Regions from separate parts of the Homo sapiens genome. Here region 1 is linked to region 2. Evidence: chromatin loops called from intact Hi-C (ENCODE). Cell type or tissue: Caco-2. All regions are shown on one strand. Links, peaks and the distances in the headings refer to the core of each region. The heading gives the core; the rest is flanking DNA.

Evidence for each region. Peaks named below come from ENCODE experiments on the same cell type or tissue, not always from the same donor. Only the 100,000 strongest peaks of a DNase experiment are listed, where the experiment ranks them.
Region 1: it touches region 2 in a loop (3.0-fold over the local background); 4 of 110 quality-filtered maps call a loop at or near these places.

The regions. Positions count from the first base shown.
Region 1 is chr10:7,815,448-7,824,664 of GRCh38, forward strand. It overlaps TAF3 (TATA-box binding protein associated factor 3), which reads left to right and starts at 3,058. Exons shown (of 7, transcript NM_031923.4): 1 at 3,058-3,428; 2 at 8,871-9,113. The coding sequence starts at 3,263. LOC105376392 (a long non-coding RNA gene) reads right to left here and starts at 2,916. Exons shown (of 3, transcript XR_001747356.1): 1 at 2,805-2,916. RefSeq lists enhancers at 2,734-3,252, 3,065-3,124, 3,253-3,770. In Caco-2, for the core only: a CTCF peak has its summit at 3,737; DNase peaks (open chromatin) are centred at 2,320, 2,984, 3,405 and 3,844; H3K4me3 peaks cover 2,900 bases.
Region 2 is chr10:7,681,750-7,691,118 of GRCh38, forward strand. No RefSeq gene overlaps it. Among named protein-coding and RNA genes, the nearest start is that of ITIH2, 17 kb to the right of the region's middle. RefSeq lists an enhancer at 5,497-5,791 and a silencer at 5,697-5,746. In Caco-2, for the core only: a CTCF peak has its summit at 5,712 (motif pointing left); DNase peaks (open chromatin) are centred at 4,872 and 5,702.

The sequences.
Region 1 (9,217 bases), core at 1-8,000, 130 kb after region 2:
GGCTGGAGTGCAGTGACTCGATCATAGCTCGCCGTAGCCTCAAACTCCTGGGCTCAAGTTATCTTCTGGCCTCTGCCTCCTGAGTAGCTGGGGCTAATTTCTTTATATATATATATATATATATATATATATATATATATTTTTTTTTTTTTTTTTTTTTTTTTTTTTTGTAGAGATGGGGGTTTCACTATGCTGCTAGGGCTTGTCTTGAACTCCTGGCCTCAAGCCATCTACCTGCCTTGGCCTCTCAAAGTATTGAGATTAAAGGCATGAGCCACTGTGCCCCACCAAGTCAATGACTTCTGTGATGCTGGGTTCCCAATAAGTAGATGACACAGGGTGGAGACTGGGGTTTCTCCACTTACATCACTCCCAGGGACCCACCTGGGAAATTGTTCTTCCTGTCCTGCCACTCTGGGTTCTCCAGGTTTACAGATCCCATTTCCAAAAGGGGGAATGCTTTCACCAGAGGACCTAGCAGGAGTCCCACTGAAACATTAGCTACAGTTGCTGCCTGGGCACTTCCACTGAGACTGCAGCTAAGAGAGGAGTCATCTTTAGGAGGGGGATGGGCTCCTATTACAGAGTGGGAGGCAAGGTGGAGTGTTTGGTTTCCACATGGTCTGTTTGGGTGCCTCTTGCCCAATTTTGGGTATTCTCTTCCCCAGTTCTGATGGTACAAGGACGAGTTCAGCAGCCACAGTCTGAAAAGGGCCTGGAAACCAGGGGCTCAGACCTGCACATGAGGGTCTGCATCATGCCACCAAATAAGCTACTGAGACCAGAAGTGAGAGAAATGTAGGCCTGAGGAGGAGAATACTGAGTATCAGCTGAGGCCTGGCTGCAGCAGTCGGGGCTCTAATTTGTCTCCTGACCTTCCTCTTTAATGTTTTCCCCAGGGAAAGGGCCCCCTCCAGAATCCTGGAGGAGCTGTTCCTCAAACCAAGAAGTGTCTCTGAGGGTAAAATAGATGAACTGTGATGAATGCTCTAATCCACTGCTCAGAGCCCCCTCAGGACTGAAGGACTTCAGCTGTCCTTGGAATTGAATGGACTCAGCTGCAGTGTTCCTTTGCCTGAGAGCACACACCCTTTCCCAGGTAGCCCTCATGCAGTGACCTGTTCCTATGGGAATATAAAGGTCCAGTCTTCTTGTTTGGATTCAGGGAAGCTCTGAAGGGCCACTCCAGCTTCTGCACACTATGGCATTGGCTTGGCTGAGGCTTTCTTGCCAAGGAATTCACTGCACCCTGGCTTTCACTCCTTCCCCCAAGTCCCAGGAGGATCCCTCAATGAACTTTCTGCAGGCTCATCTCTATTTCAGAGTTGACTTCCTGGGGAACCAAGCCTGTGACATATGGTCTTGTGTATAGTTATGTGGGGGAATGTTCTTGTTTTGGGGTGATACATGTCGAGGTGTGGTGGGGTTAAGTGTCATGAAGTTTGCAGCTTATTTTCAAACTGCTGGAAAAAAAATACCTGCGTGCATATATAAATACAAAATATATAGTAAATTGGCAAAATGTTAACAATTGGTGAATCTAGTTGAAGTGTACACGTGAGTCTATGATTTTGTTTCAACTTTTCTGTAGGTTTGAAATTTTCCGAAATAAAATCCCCTCCCCTATACACAGAAAGGCAAATGAAGAGGAACAAACACCCAGGGTGGCGGCGGTAGCGGGACAGATTTGTGAAATCCAAGGCGCAAGAGAGTTTCAATGTTACAGAAGCGTTCAACATTATCAAATAGCTACAAAATAATCAAGTACGGCTAGGACTGAAAAATGTCTCATAGATTTAGCAACACAATGTTCCTGATAACTTGGGGACAGAGTGTCCAGGGAGTAAATGCAGGCACCTTGCCCTTTAGTACCTTGCTTCTCTGCAGATCGTCATTTAGCTGAAGAACCATAATTTCAGTTCTATTATTGAGTTTCCCAGACTTTGAAAAATGTGAATATCATGTTCAAAGTTCTGGAATAGTCCCTGTCGGAGGAATATAGAGCCACTCATAAACTCGCAATTTATTGGAGGAGCACATAAACTAAATACACTGTGATAAGTACAGAAGGGCATATTTAAGAAACCGCATAGTTCAGCCACTACAATCGGGCGACCTGCAGGCTGAATCTAGACTAACCGTGGGATCAGTTTGGCTTTTGAGATGTGTTCCCAATTCTGTATTTAAAAATCAAGATATTTATCCCTAAATCCGATTTCTGGCAATACTTGGATGGAGCTGGGAGAAGGCTCTGGGGTAGGCAACCGTTCCCAGGACACTCGGCCTGCGACACCGGTTTAAGGCTCGGTTTGGCCTCTGTAGGCAGCCGAGGTCCCCATCCCCCGATAGGTCACAGCCGCGATGCTCAAATCGCACACTATAGCCCACAGGCAGCTTACCTGTTTTTTTTAAAAAAAAAAAAAAAAAAAAAGTTTTATTGGAACCAGGGCTGGGATTAGAATGACATGAGTGAGTCAGGAGTTTATGGCATGGATTTGGATTTTTTTAAAAAAACTGTTAAAATATTATCGATCTTGATGACTGAGTTTTTTGAGGCCCCCATTAATTTGGCACAGAGTCCTCCTAGTTCCTGCCCTATTGCGAAGGGCTTTGAAGGGCATGCGGAACAGCTTGGACTTTATTTAATCTTTGCAGTGGCAAGCAGCTCAATACACAGATTTTTAGCTGAGGCAACACCAGCGCAGGTCTGCGTTTGGCGAGCTCCGTAAGTTCCCACGCCCCAAACTTCTCTCTAGCACATAACTCTCTAATATGACTAACGTTATTAGTGCTAACTCTCTAACCTGTCAATGTCGTATCCCAGATCCCTCGTTTGCCTCTAAAACACTGGCGTTTTCGTCACCGCTGTCCCCCAGGTGAGCGCCCCAGCACCTGCCGCCCTGGGCGCCTCCTCCACCTGCGCGCCCCACGCCCGCTTCCGGCCGGCTTCCAGGCCTCAGAGGCGATCCCGAGGAATCGTTCCGCTCCCAAGGGGCGGAGCTTTCTCATCGCCGCGCTCGGCATTCGGCTTATGCTGCCTCGCCCCGGCGGCCGTCCAGCGGGAGGCGGAGCGAGTCCAAAATGGCGGCTCTCAGGCTGGCGCGCTCCGTGCTGCTGGGGCTTTGAGGTGGTCGCCGGGGGTCCGGGGGACCCTTTCCCCGCCGCGGAAGCCCTAGAGGATGAATCGGGGACCCTGCTAAGGTCTGGCGGCGGGGCTGGAGAGCAGTGGCAGCAAGGGCTGCGGTGGCGTCCACGCAGCGGGATGTGCGAGAGTTACTCCAGGTCGTTGTTGAGGGTCTCGGTGGCGCAGATCTGCCAGGCGCTGGGCTGGGACTCGGTGCAGCTCAGCGCCTGCCACCTCCTCACGGACGTGCTGCAGCGCTATCTGCAGCAGCTGGGCCGGGGCTGCCATCGGTACTCTGAGCTCTGTGAGTACCGGGCTGGGTGCGGGAGGGCTGCCCCGGCAAGTCAAGGGTGACACCTTCGCTCTCCCTGTCCCTCCGCGTCCCCGGGGTGTGCATCCCGCACCCCGCCTCGAGATCTGCTGTTTCCTCGGCCTCCCACGTCCCTGGGCTTCCACTGCCGCTCCAAACTCTAGTCATCCTTCGGGTGCCTCTTCCTTATCCGCTAACTTCCCGCCACCAGCCCGGGAGTCGGGTCTTCGCTCCCAGCTCCACACCCTCCTACCGCTCCTCCGCTCTGAATTGTGTCTGGATCTCTCTCATTGTCTCCTGTTTGCTGCGGGTAGATCCACCCCCAGCGTGCCCTACACCCTCTTTTACCTCGGTCCTTTTTCTCCCTTGCCCGCAAACTACTACAACTAGTTGTCACAGGCGCTCCGTCTACCGGCCGTTTCTTACAAGACTGGCCATTCCTGGGCTCCTAACTACATAGACTCGTTGACAGCTCTGCTCCGTTAGGGACACTGCCTCGTCTTTCTGTATCTGTTCGTTTCGTGAACGACATCTCCATTTACTGTTTTTCCAAGGCTGACTTTGTCAGTTTCGCTGATTAGATGTACTTTCACTTACGTCTCGGTTACCAGTGAGATGTCAGTGGCTATCGAAGTAGGATAGAGGGACCGTGGGCAGTTGACAAGATTCTCCAGGTAATCTGGGCTACAGTACTTATGAGTTTTAAATGAATGTCTGGTAATATCTATAGCTAGTGGTATTTAATAATTTAATGGAAGGAATGGAATATTTTAATAGAAGCTCCACATTATCTTGTTGATGTGAAGCATTGTATGTGTGTTTGTTGAGGAGAGGAAACTACCACTCATTTTAGTTTCAAGTCATGATGTTTAAGGTGGTGAGCTGGAGAACTGAATGAAGTGTTTCATAGGATATTTTGTTTTGTTAAAGTGGTTCCTATACTGGAAAATTGAGACTCACAGACACACGCTGTATTTCTTAGGCCCCAAGTTTCGTTCCCGCTTCCACAGGGCTGCCAAAATAATCTGTCCATAGCACAGATCTGATCCTGTCATTATTCTTAAAAACATTTTAACTATACTTCGTTGGTTACAGGCTAAAAATCGAAACTCTTAGCAGTACACAGTTCCCTTTGTGAGCTAGCATTTTGCTTACCTTTTGCCAGCCTGCCATGCTAATCTGCGACCACGCTGAGCTACCTGCCTTTTCCAAAATGTTTTAAGCTGTCCATTCCTACATGCGTGCTGTTTCTTACCTAGAGTGTCCTTTGCCCGTGGCCCACCAATAGTATTACTTTTATTTTCAGATGCACTTATCACTTGCTCTAGGGAACTCATGTTATCTGCTTTCATAATTCTGTGCATATTTCTTTTATATTATTTGTCATCTTGTTTTGTAATCACCTGTGTATGTCTCTTTCCCCTCTCCAGGAGAAAAATTGATTATATTTGTATTCTGTAACCTGTAGGGCCATTATATAATAGGCACCTGAGAAATATTTGTTGAATAAATGAATGAACTGATAAACCACTACCCTAAAAGCCACTTATTGACTTTACATATTGAGTTCCAAAAATGTATATGTTTTGAATGCTTGATTTCACTGATACTTCTATTACTCTTCTTCTTTTGAGACAGGGTCTCACTCTGTCGCCGAGCGTGGAGTGCAGTGGTGCGATCTTAGCTCTCTATAGCCTCGAACTTCAGGGCTCAAGTGATCCTCCCGCCTCAGCCTTCCAAGTAGCTGGGACTACAGGGATACGCCACCATGCCTGGCTAATCTTTTTATTTTTTGTAGAGATGTGGTCTGGTTATATTGCTCAGGCTTGTGTCAAACTCCTGGGCTCAAGTGATCCTCCTGCCTCAGCATTTCAAAGTGCTGGGATTACAGGCATGAGCCACCATGCCCAGCTCACTGATACATCTGAATGTGGAACCACAAAGTAATATGCGTGCATTTTTATCTTGAAAGTACATCACCAGCTGACTACTCTTCTGGCTTTTGTTTCTTTTTCCTCTGGCCTCCGCTGCAGTGGTCCTTGAGTATACCGTTAGTGATAGGCTAGGCTAGGCTAGGCTAGGCATAGTCCAGATTATGTTTGCTACCATGTATCTTTAGATATTCAAAATGTCTCCTGAATACATAGTTACCTTTACTGCCATTTATACAAAACAGAAGGGAGCTGCCACTCTATGTGACTAGGTATTCCAAAGTCATCCAGGGGTCACTGCAGCTCTTCAGTGTAAACCTTGTTCCTAATTACCAAGTTTCCGTAGCCAGTTTCTTGGTTTCAGTGAGAATGAGATTGTCAGGTTCATTATTCCCACGTAATTTGGTGACTTTTTTTTAATGCTAATTTTGGTATACTTATTAGATATTTTTAGATTCTTTTTTCTATACCAGCCTTATTCTAAAATCAAATTCTGTAGCTCCAGGTTACCACTATGGAATCTTGTATTCCACCCCTTTAAATCCTTTCTGTTGTTTTAACAAACACTTACTGAGCATCACTTACGAACCAACCCCTGTACTAGGCATTGGAGACATAAAATTACTAAGATACAATCCCTGACCATAAGGTGTGTTCAAGAGTTCCAGAATGTCAGGAAACAACAAACTGATGGTGTTTGTTTCTTCTAAAAGAAATGTTCTCAAGTTAAAGCAAGTATTAGAAGTTACCATTAATTCAAATAATGAACAAATAATGAACTTAAGAATTGCCTTAGGGTAACAATGTCTCCAAGCATTCAAGGGCAGATGTCTCTGTCGGTGTCACATTATATGTTAAATATGTTGGCATGTACTGAAAGCAGGTGCTAAATCTTTCAGACTGACTCTTCAACACTAGTACTGTAATATTTTTTTGCATGGTACAGGGAGTAAATGTAAAAGGGATAAGAGGAGAGATGGCTGTAGGCTATAGATTCTGGGGTAGGATTACTTCACAGAAAAGATAAGATTTGAGTTGAGCTGTGAAGTATGGTTGTATAAAGGTATAGAGTATTCCAGCTTAGAGAATCACATAAACTAAGCTGTCCAGGTGAGATTAAGCATAATAAAAGTACCAGTAAGGTGTTCAGCTCCCTATGCAGCTAGTTCATTCCAAGGGTGTCTGAGTAAAATGTTCAACAGAGTGAGATCAGGTTATGGAAGGACTTGAAAGCTAGACAAAAGAATTAAAACATGTAGTAGAAAACATTGCATACTCCTAAGTAGGGGAATAGTATGATTAAAGTGGTATTTTAAGAAAATTGTACTGACAGTGATGTGCATAAGAGATTGAAGTGGGCAGAACTTGAGACTATACTGAGATAGTGACAGTAAGAATAGAGAGAAAGGAAAAAAATCTGAAATCATGGTTAAAAAAAAAAAAAAAAGGTGGCCGAAGGGGACGGGGACAGGGTTAGAAACTACCAGGTTTTGGTTTGAGGCTGCAAAGCATATGGAGGAATTTAAGATTATTATATTTTTTAGACTGAGAGAGTAATAATAGCTTTAATAGGAATAGAAGAGATGAAATGCCTGTTTACATTCAGTAAGAAGAAGAGTATTCGTTTTATTTATTTTCTTTTTTTAATGCATCACAGAAGTAACCCATACTTATAGAAAAAAAAAATCAAAGACTGCAGAAGTATGTGGAGTTAGAAGTCAGTCTCCTGCTTCCACCACAGCCCTCGCCTCTACTGCAGCTTCCACCCCTCGAACTGTTAACCATTGGCTGAATATCCTTCCAGAGGTTTCTGTATGCATTACTACACATGCGTCCAATTCTAGCAATATTTGGATTCTTTTTCATTTTACAGTGTGATTTAATTTCAGACATACTGAGTTTGAAGTGATCAAATTTCAGGATTTCAGTTAAAAAGTCAGGATTTCAGTTAAATCCTTTAGGCTATTGAAAATCAGAAAATGGAATTTTCATAGACATTTTTAAAGATGTAGAGACCTTAAGCTCTGCTAAGAATAGGCATAAGAAAAACTTGCTTTTGTAAAGAAAAAAATCTCTATATCTAACTTTTTATCTCTGTTTTATGTGGTGTTTTCTAATTACATTTGAAAATTTATAGATAAATTATCTTTATGGCTAGGCATGTTGGTGGTGCACTGGTAGTCCCAGCTACTCAGAAGGTGAAGGTAGGAGGATGGCTTGAGCCTGGGAAGGTAAGGTTGCAGTGAGCCATGATTGCCCTTCTGCACTCCAGCCTGGGCAGCAGAGTGAGACCCTGTCTCAAAAAACGAACAAAAACCAAACTTTTATGATCTAAGCCTTCTTTGTAAATATTCTTAGATTTTAAAAATTGATTTAATGGTATAATTCATTCAATAGGTATTTATTGAGTGCCAGCTATGTGCCAGCCACTGTTTAAGATTCTGCAGATGCATCAGGGAACAACAGAGGAAATGTAACCAACATTGACTTTGTCAGCACAGCACACTACTTATTTGATGATTAAAAAAAAAAAAAAGGCCAGGCACATTGGCTCATGCCTGTTATCCCACCACTTTGGGAGGCAGAGGCAGGAGGATTGATTGAGGCCAGGAGTTCAAAACCAGCCTGAGCAACATAGCAAGAACTCATCTCTACAAAATTAAAAAAAAAAAAATTACCCAGGCATGGTGGCATGTGCTTATAGTCCCAGCTACTCAGGAGACTGAGAGGGGAAGATCGCTTGAGCCTAGAAGTTTGAGGCAGCAAGGAGCTGTGATCATACCACTGCACTTCAGCCTGGGCAACAAGCAAGATGCCATCTCTTTTTTTTTTTTTTTTCTGAGATGGAGTCTTGCTCTGTTGCCCAGGCTAGAGTGTAGTGGCACGATCTCGGCTCACTGCAACCTCCGCCTCCTGGGTTTGAGCAGTTCTCCTGCCTCAGTCCCCTGAGTAGCTGGGATTACAGGCCTGCGCCACCACGCCCGGCTAATTTTTGTATTTTTAGTAGAGACGGGGTTTCACCGTGTTGACCAGGTTGGTCTCGAACCCTTGACCTTGTGATCCGCCCACCTCGGCCTCTCAGTGCTGGGATTACAGGCGTGAGCCATCGCGCCCAGCTAAGATGCCATCTCTTAAAAAAAAAAAAAAAGACAAAACACTATTTTATTATTATTATTTTTGGGGCATTTTCTGTGTGTCAGGTGCTGTTCCAGATGCTTTTGATCATCTGTAAACTACTTTGAAATTTGTTCTATAATAGCTAATCATGAATGTGGTTTTTCTGTGGTGTTCTGGCTAGTTGTCTGATTATATTTAAACTTGACTTTAATAATCAGCTTAAACATGATTCTGTGATACTCTTTAAAATCTATTAAATTCTTTCCAATAACTAGGTTAAAATGTTTGATTCTGAGCTGCATATTTACTTACTACTTTTTCTTAATATTTAAAAATATATTCGTGGGATTTCTTCAAATAATTTGATTTGCTTTTCACTTTGTTTCAGATGGCCGAACAGACCCAATTTTGGATGATGTTGGTGAAGCTTTCCAGCTGATGGGGGTTAGTCTACATGAACTAGAAGACTATATTCACAACATTGAGCCTGTCACCTTCCCACACCAAATTCCGTCATTTCCTGTTAGCAAGAACAATGTACTTCAGTTTCCTCAACCTGGAAGTAAAGATGCAGAGGAAAGAAAAGAATACATTCCTGATTACCTGCCACCCATTGTGTCTTCTCAAGAAGGTTTGTGAGTGTTTCTTCTTCATATGTTAGTGATTATTTTAATGGATTTTTAATCCTCTTAGCTTTCCATGCTATGTCAACTTTATAAATTCTGGAAACACAAT
Region 2 (9,369 bases), core at 1,370-9,369:
GAGACTGAGGTTGCAGTGAGCCAAGGTCTTGCCACTGAACTCCAGCCTGGGCAACAGAGAAAGAAAAGAAAGAAAAGAAAGAAAAGAAAGAAAGAAAGAAAGAAAGAAAGAAAGAAAGAAAGAAAGAAAGAAAGAAAGGAAGGAAGGAAGGAAGGAAGGAAGAAAAGAAGGTAGGAAGGAAGGTAGGAAGGAAGAAAAGAAAGAAAGAAAGAAAGGAAGAAAGAAAGAAAGAAAGAAAGAAAGAAATAAAGAAAGAAAGAAAGAGGGAGGGAGGGAGGGAAAGAAAGAAAGAAAGAGAGAGGAAAGAAAGAAAGAGAGGAAAGAAAGGAAAAGAAAGAAAGAAAGAAAGAGAGAGAAGAAGGAAGGAAGGGAAAGAAAAGAAAAGAAGGAAGGAAAGAAAGAAAGAAATTAAGAAAGGAAGGAAGGAAAGAAAGAGAGACAGAAAGAAAGAAAGAAAGACAGAAGGGAGGGAGGGAGGGAAGAAGGAAGGAAGGAAGGAAGGAAGGAAGGAAGTAAGGAAGGAAGGAAGGAAGGAAGGAAGGAAGGAAGGAAGGAAGGAAGGAAGGAATCCCCAGGGACTATTATGAATATCTCCATGCACACAAACTGGAAATTTTTGAAGAAATTGATAAATTCCTGGAAACACACAACCTTCCAAAACTGGATCAGGAATTGAAACCCTGAACAGACCAAGATCAAGCTCCCAAATTGAATCTGTAGTAAGAAACCTACCAACAAAAAGGAGCCCTGAACCTGATGGACTCACAGCTGAATTCTGCCAGACATAGAAGAATTCTACAAAGAGCTGGTACCTATTCTTATTCTACTGAAACTATTTTAAAACACATTCTACATAGCCAGCATCATTCTCATACCAAAATCTGGCAAAGACACACACAAAAAAGAAAACTATAGGCAGATATCCCTGATGAACATAGATTCAAAAATCCTCCACAAAATGCTAGTGAACCAAATCCAACAGCACATCAAAAAGTTAATTCACCACGATCAAGTATGGTTTATTCCTGGAATGCAGGGTTGGTTCAACATGTGGAAATTAATAAATGTCATTCACCATACAAAAAAAATTAAAAACAAAAACCATATGATTATCTGTATAGATGCAGAAAAAGCTTTCAATAAAATCCAGCATCTCCTCATGATTAAAAGCCCTCAACAACCTAGGCATTGAAGGAACATACCTCAATAATAAGAGCCATCTATGACAAACCCACAACCAACATCATGCTGCATGGGTAAAACCTGGAAACATTCCCCTTGAGAACTTGAACAACACAAGGATACCCACTCTCACCACTCCTATTCAACATAGTACTGGACGTCCTAGCCAGAGCAATAAGGCAAGAGAAATAAATTAAAGACATCAAAATAGGAAAAGAAGTCAAATGATTTTTCTTTGCCGATGATACAATTCTATACCTAGAAAATGCTCACAACTCCACCAAAAGGCTCCTAGAACTGATAAGCAACTTCAGTAAAGTTGCAGGATACAAAATCAGTGTACAAAAATCAGTAGCACTTCTATACACCAATACTCCAGCTGACAGCCAAAGCAAGAACACGTCCCATTTACAGTAGCCACACACACACACACACAAACACACACACAAAATACCTAGGAATACATTTAATCAAGGAGGTGAAAGATGTCTACAAGGAGAACTACAAAACACTGCTGAAAGAAATCGTAGATGATATTAAAAAATGGAAAACCATTCCATGCTCATGGATTGGAAGAATCAATATCATTAAAATGCCATACTGCCCAAAGCAAGATAGAGTCAACACTATTCCTAAGAAACTACCAAGATCATTTCTCACTGAAATAGAAAAAAGTATTCTAAAATTCATATGGAACCAAAAAAGAGTCTAAATAGCCAAGGCCACCCTAAGCAAAACAAAGCTGGAGGCATCACATTACCCAACTTCAAACTATACTACAGGGCTACAGTAACCAAACAGCACAGTGCTGGTATAAAAATAGACAAATAGACCAGTGGAACAGAATAGGGAACACAGAGATAAAGCTATGCACCTACAACTGCCTGATCTTTGACAGAGCTGACAAAAACAAGCAATGAGGAAAAAAACTCCCTATTTAACAAATGGTAATGAGATAACTGGCTAGTCACATGCAGAAGATTGAAACTGGACCCTTACCTTTCACCATACACAAAAATTAACTCTAGATGAATTAAAGACTTAAATGTATGACCACAAATTATTAAAATCCCAGAAGAAAACCTAGGGAATATTATTCTGGACATCAGCGTTGTCAAACAATTTATGACTAAGTCCTCAGAAGCAATTCAGTGAAAACAAAAAATGACATTGGGACCTAGTTAAACTAAAGAGCTTCCACACAGCAAAATAAACGATCAACAGAGTAAACAGGCTATCAACAGAGTGAACAGACAAGCTACAGAACGAGAGGGAATATTCACAAACTGTGCATCTGACAAAGGGCTAATATCTGGAATCTATAAGGAACAATTAAACAAGCAAAAATCAAATAACCCCATTTAAAAGTGGGAAAAGGACATGAACAAATACTTCTCAGAAGAAGATATACAAGCAGCCAACAAACATGAAAAACAGGCTCAACATCACTGATCTTTAGAGAGACGCAAATTAAAACCACAATGAGATACCGCCTCACACCAGTCAGAATGACTTTTGATAAAAAGTCCAAAAATTACAGATGTTGGTGAGGTTGTGGAGAAAAGGGAACACGTATACACTATTGGCAGAAATGTAAATTAGTTCAGCCACTGTGGAAAGCATTTTGGAGATTTCTCAAAGAGCTTTAAATAGAACCTCCATTCAGCCCAGCAATCCCATTACTAGGTATATATCCAAAATAAATCGTTCTACCAAAAAGACATATGCACTTGTATGTTTATCAAAGTGTTATTCAGAGAAGCAAAGACAGAATCAACCTAGGTACCCATCAGTGGTGGATTGGATAAAGAAAATGTGGTACATACACCCCATGGAATACTACACAGCCATAAAAAAGAAAGAAATCATGTTCTTTGCAGCAACGTGGATAGAGCTGGAGGCCATTATCCTAAGCAAACTAACACAGGAACAGAAAACCAAATATCACATGTTCTCACTTATAAGTGGGAGCTAAACATTGAGGACACAATAGACATGGGGGACTACTAGAGGCAGGAGGGAAGGAGGGGAACTAGGACCCAAAACTACCTATGCTCAGTACCTTGGTGATGGGATCACTCAAACACCAAACGTCAGCATCACACAATATATCCAGGTAACAAACCTGCACATGTACCCACTGAAGCTAAAATAAAAGTTGAAATTAAAAAATAAAACAATGCATCTCTGTCCCTAATAATGCATATGCCAATTCTGTCTAAATGGAGCCATACAATTTAAATTCCTAATAAAGTCCATTAAATCTTCCTGCCCTTCTCTAGCTCCCCTCTGTTCCTCAGTTTATGCTCCCTCACTCTTAAAACTCCCCCCTGGCCAGGCATGGAGGCTCACACCTGTAATCCCAGCACTTTGGGAGGCCAAGGCGGGTGGATCACCTGAGGTCAGGAGTTCGAGACCACCCTGGCCAACATGGTGAAACCCCAACTCTACTAAAAATATAAAAATTAGCTGGGCATGGTGGCACACACCTGTAATCCCAGCTACTCAGGAGGCTCAGGCGGAGGTTGCAGTGAGCCGAGATCCCTCCACCACACTCCAGCCTGGGTGACAGAGCGAGACTCCATCTAAAACAAAACAAAACAAAACAAAAAACTTCCCTCCCATCCAATCTTGGCTTCTTGCTGCTTTTCAGCCATCTCTTTTGCTTTGTGCACTGCCAAAGTCTAAAACTAAAGCTTTTAACAAAAAGCTATCACAATGACCTCCTAACTAGTTTCTCTTCTGATTTTTCTCCTCTCTAATCTTTTTACGATATCACTAGGATTGTCTTCTTGCTCTTAAAAACAAATCAAAAACCACTTGAAATAGGTAATATTAAGGAAATATGATTCATTATGTAAGCTGTAATAATGGTGTTGTGGTTACATAAAAAGATATTCTCAGTTGAGGCTACATCTTGAGTGTTTATAAGTGCAATGATTCAATATCTGGAATTTACTTTAACATACTTCAGGAAAAGCTGGGCACCCAGGCTCACACATATAGACCCAGGTCCTAGAGAGGTGGAGGCAGGAGGACTGCTTGAGGCCAGGAGTTGGAGACCAGCCTGGACAACATAGCAAGACCCTGTCTCAACAGCAACAAAAATTTAGCCAGGTGTGGTGATGTGCACCTGTAGTCCCAGCTACTCAGGAGGCTGAGGCAGGAGGATCACTGGAGCCCAGGAATTTGAGGCTGCAGTGAGCTATGATCATGCCACTACACTCCAGTCTAGGTGACACAGCAAGATCCCGTCTCTAAAACAATTAATGATTAAAAATTTTAAAAATTAAAAATAATCCAGGAAATAAAAAGTAGGAGGAATAAATGAAAAAAAAAGTTTTCAAATGTTTAAGATGATTGAAGTGGTCATTATGGAGACATACTTTCAGTCATATCTTCCCATGAGTCTCCACACTTCAGTCATTCCAGCCTTCTGCAGACCTTACGAAAGTGCCCACATGGCCCGGCCTGGGAGCCTTTGCTCATACTGCTCCCATTGAAAACGCTTCCTGGCACCTCCACTCACTGAACCCTGCCCATTTTTGCAAGCTCTACTCAAACACTATTTCCTCCTTTCCAGATTGTCACAGTCATTTGTATCAGTACCATCACCCTTTGCATTTCTGCATGGTTAGTTAACTGTGTGATCCTTCTGCCCTATGAAATTCCTAGATCCTGTAAGACAGGAGCCACGCCTTAGCCGCTCTCATAGTCCTTTGATCTGTCCACAGTGATCAATGTCCTGTCTAGCACATAATAGGTACTTGACACATTTTTGTTCCATTGAACCCTACAGTGAATGAGTTCCTTTGTAAAGTGAAGAGCCACGTCATAACAAACAATTATAATGATGACTGACACTTGTATAGCTCTTAACTGTGTTCAAGGCTATATTTGAAATGCTTTACAAAGACTGACTCTTTACAATAACCCTATGAGATAGGTATGATTATTCCCGTTTTACGGACAAGGAAACTGATGCCCAGAGAGATGCAGCAATGTGCCCAAGGTCATAGCTAATAAATAATACAAACTCAGTCTGTCTGGCCTCAAAGACTGTACTCTTAACCACAGTGTACACTGTCTCACCTGCCGTACAGTGTAACAACGTGCACTGCCTGCAGAAATATTCGGTACATACCGATTGGTTGATTGGCTGCTTAGTTTCCTGTAATAAGTATCTACATCTTCTGTTTTGTAAGTGCCGTTTCTGAATAACACCTTATAAATGAATTACCCTTAAATATTCATTCTGTGTGCACATTTTGTATCAGAATCAATCTATAATAACAGTTACACGACTATGTTTTTGGAAAGGAAAAACTACTTCATTGCCTCTAGTGATATTGGGTGTGTATTTATTTAATACCACTGCAATAAAGCCCCCGTATTGTATTATTATTCTAGTACGACGTAGTCCTTTACATCCGCCGACTGCATATTTCATCAGCCCGCAGCGTGAGGCGCTGTTTTACCTTCAAGTTCCTGGTCCCTGGCTTAGCTCAAGTCACTTCCATCAGCTGGAAACAGGCGAGCACCTCACGCCATCTAGCGGAGACACACTTTGAAGACCGCTTCAAGGGATTTGCTTAATTATGGGAGTCTCATAGGGGCACCATCCAACAGCCACATGAAAGTAACAACAGACACTGAGTAAAACCAGAATGTTTCCCCCAATAAGTGGCTGCTCTAAAATTATTTTCCCAAACTCTCCCAGGTTGCTGCCCCTTGTTCCTGAGTCCACACAGCAGCTTCCTACGGAAAACACCCTCTGTGATTCTAGAAGAGCGCACTCTCCTCATCCATTGACCACAAAGACTTACTTTCTACACGATGTGAGGAAGGAAAACACCCTCTGTGATTCTAGAAGAGCGCACTCTCCTCATCCATTGACCACAAAGACTTACTTTCTACACGATGTGAGGAAGGGGCTCCCGGCAGAGTCAGGGTCACTGCCTGGTGCCTCCGGAGAGGCTGCAAGTTGTCATGGAAAGCACAAATGTCTGTGGGATCTAACAAAACTGAAGAGCTTCTGCACAGCAAAAGAAACTATCATCAGAGTGAACAGACAGCCTGCAGAATGGGAGAAAAATTTTGCAATCTATCCATCTGACAAATATCTAACATTCAACAACTACAAGGTACTTAAACAAATTTACAAGAAAAAAAACTCCATTAAAAAGTGGGCAAAGGACATGAACAGACACTTCTTAAAAAAAGACATACATGCGGTCAACAAACATATGAAAAAAGCTCAACATCACTGACGATTAGATAAATGCAAATCAAAACCACAATGAGATATCATCTCACACCAGTCAGAATGGCAATTATTAAAAAGTCAAAAAAACGGCAGGGCACAGTGGCTCACACCTTTAATCCTAGCATTTTGGGAGGCTTAGGCAGGAGGATCATTTGAGGTCAGGAGTTCGAGACCAGCCTGAGCAACATAGTGAAACCCACTCTCTACTAAAAATACAAAAATTAGTCGGGCCTGGTGGCACATGCCTGTAATCCCAGCTACTTGGGAGTCTGAGGCTGAGGCACTCCCAACTGGGTGACAGAGTTAGACTCTGTCTCAAAAAGAAAAAAAGAAAAAAACTCAAAAAAACGACAGATGCTGTTGAGGTTGTGGAGAAAAAGGAAAGCTTTTACACTGCTGGTGGGAGTGTAAATTAGTTCAACCACTGTAGAAGACAGTGTGACGATTCCTCAAAGACCTGGAGGCAGAAATACCATTTGACCCAGCAGTCCCATTACTTGGTATATACCCAAAGGAATATAAATAATTCTATTATAAAGAAACATGCACGTGTATGTTCATTGCAGCACTATTCACAATAGCAAAGACATGGAATCAACCTAAATACCCATCAATGATAGGCTAGATAAAGAAAGTATGGTACATATACACCATGGAATACTATGCAGCCATAAAAAGGAACAAAATCATGTCCTTTGCAGGGATGTGGATGGAACTGGAGGCCATTGTCCTCAGCAAACTAACGCAGGAACGGAAAACCAAATGCTGCATGTTCTCACTCATAAGTAGGAGCTGAATGATGAGAACACATGGACACATGGCCGGGAGAACAACACACACACGGGTCTGTTGGAGGGTGGGGGATGGGAGGAGGGAGCACATCAGGAAGAATAGCTAATGGATGCTGGGCTTAATACCTAGGTGATGGGATGATCTGTATAGTAAACCACTATGGCACATGTTTACTTACGTAACAAACCTGCACATCCTGCACATGTACCCCTGAACTTAAAATAAAAGTTGAAAAAAAAGAAAGTATAAATATGTGATGCATAGTGACCCTTCCTCAGCTAAAGCCACTCACCTTTGTTATCTATGCAAATGCTATTTGAATGTGCTAATCTGAGCTTGGCAGCAAGTTCAAGGGCCTCCCCAAGATTCTTGCAATTTCTGGGGCTTATTCTAATGGTCACTTTGACTTTCTTTCATGTTCAACTCCCAACCTCAGCACTCTCCTTCAGTGGCTGCTGTTATCCTATACCAAGATCTGGTTTCCTTCTACTTCCAGGCACAGGGAAGATTGCAATCCCCCACCCTCTTGAAATTAAGCATGGCCATGCGCCTTGTGGTGGCCAATGAACTACAAATGAAAACGCCATGCAACACTTCCAGGTAGAAGCATTCAACCCATGTGCTCCTCCATGTTTCCCTGCTCCCTGCCACATGCCTTGCCTCTTTCAGCCTGGGCCACTGGAGTGAGGGCCACACAGAGCAGAGCCCTTGGCCCAACAAAAATGGATAAGGAGTATGTCCAAGAAAAAGCAAGCTTTTGTTGTTTAAGCCACTGAGATTTGGGGATTGTTTGTTACCAGGACATAGCCTAGCCTATGCTGACTAATACACTTCCCAAAGTAATTCTCTCTGTGTGTGTCTTGCCTGCACAGATAGAGCCATGGAATATGACTCTCTTGTTTTTTAATTCTCCAAAATACTACTCACTAAAGACATCTTGGAATATAGGAAGCATTTTTTAATTAGGCATTATTCATTCTTGCTTTTAAAGATTTTTTTGCCCACCATTCTCATTGCCAAAACAACCCTTCCACACTCCTTTTGTCTCTTCTACCCTCAACTCCTACAGCACACAAAACATTTTAGCAATTCCTTTGTCTTTTTGTCTCCTCTTGAACCAATTGTTCTCAACTGTGTCAGATCTAATGTCCTGTTTTTTATAATAAATATTTTGACACTACCTCTGCTACCCCAAAAATAAAATTAATAGATAATGTACCTTATCTAGACACATGATTTTAAAAATTGAATATAAATTTTTAATTGTAATATAAAGGAGGACATGTCCATAATAAAATATGATTTTTAATAGTCACATACTTGGGCATAACCACAGGAGAAGACATTATGAAGGAGTCGGATGGTTACCAACAAATACGGATCACCATGCCTGCAACACTACAAATTCAGACTAACAGAGATATGGGGTATGGGTTACTCATGTACCCTAAGAGCAACAGTGGCAACTGTGATGTTACTTTTTTCAAGTGGTGAACATTTCTTGATTCAAAGTACAATTAACCTTGATTTACTCAGTCTTTGCATTCCCTCAAAATTCAATGTATATGCTATAGATTGCATGTTTGTGTCTTCCCAAAATTCCCATGTTGAAACCTTACTCCCAGTGGAATGATACTAGATGGGGTTTTGGAAAGGTGATTATGTTTAGGTGAGTTCAGGAGGATTAAATCCTCATGATGGGATTACTGTAATCCCAGCACCTTGGGAGGCTGAGGCAGGCAGATCACGAGGTCAGGAGATCGAGACCATCCCGGCTAACACAGTGAAACCCCATCTCCACTAAAAATACAAAAAAATTAGCCGAGCTTGGTGACAGGCACCTGTAGTCCCAGCTACTCGGGAGGCTGAAGCAGGAGAATGGCATGAACCCGGGAGGCGGAGCTTCCTGTGAGCAGAGATTGCACCATTGCACTCCAGCCTGGGTGACAGAGCAAGACTCCATCTCAAAAAAAAAAAGAAGAAGAAAAAGAAAAAGACACTAGCTCTTGCTTTCTCCACCATGTGAGGATGCAACCAGCAGGCAGCCATCTGCAAGCTGGGAAGGGAGCCCCCACCAGATCCCAGATCTGCCAGCACTTTGATCTTGGACTTCCCAGCCTCCAGAGCTG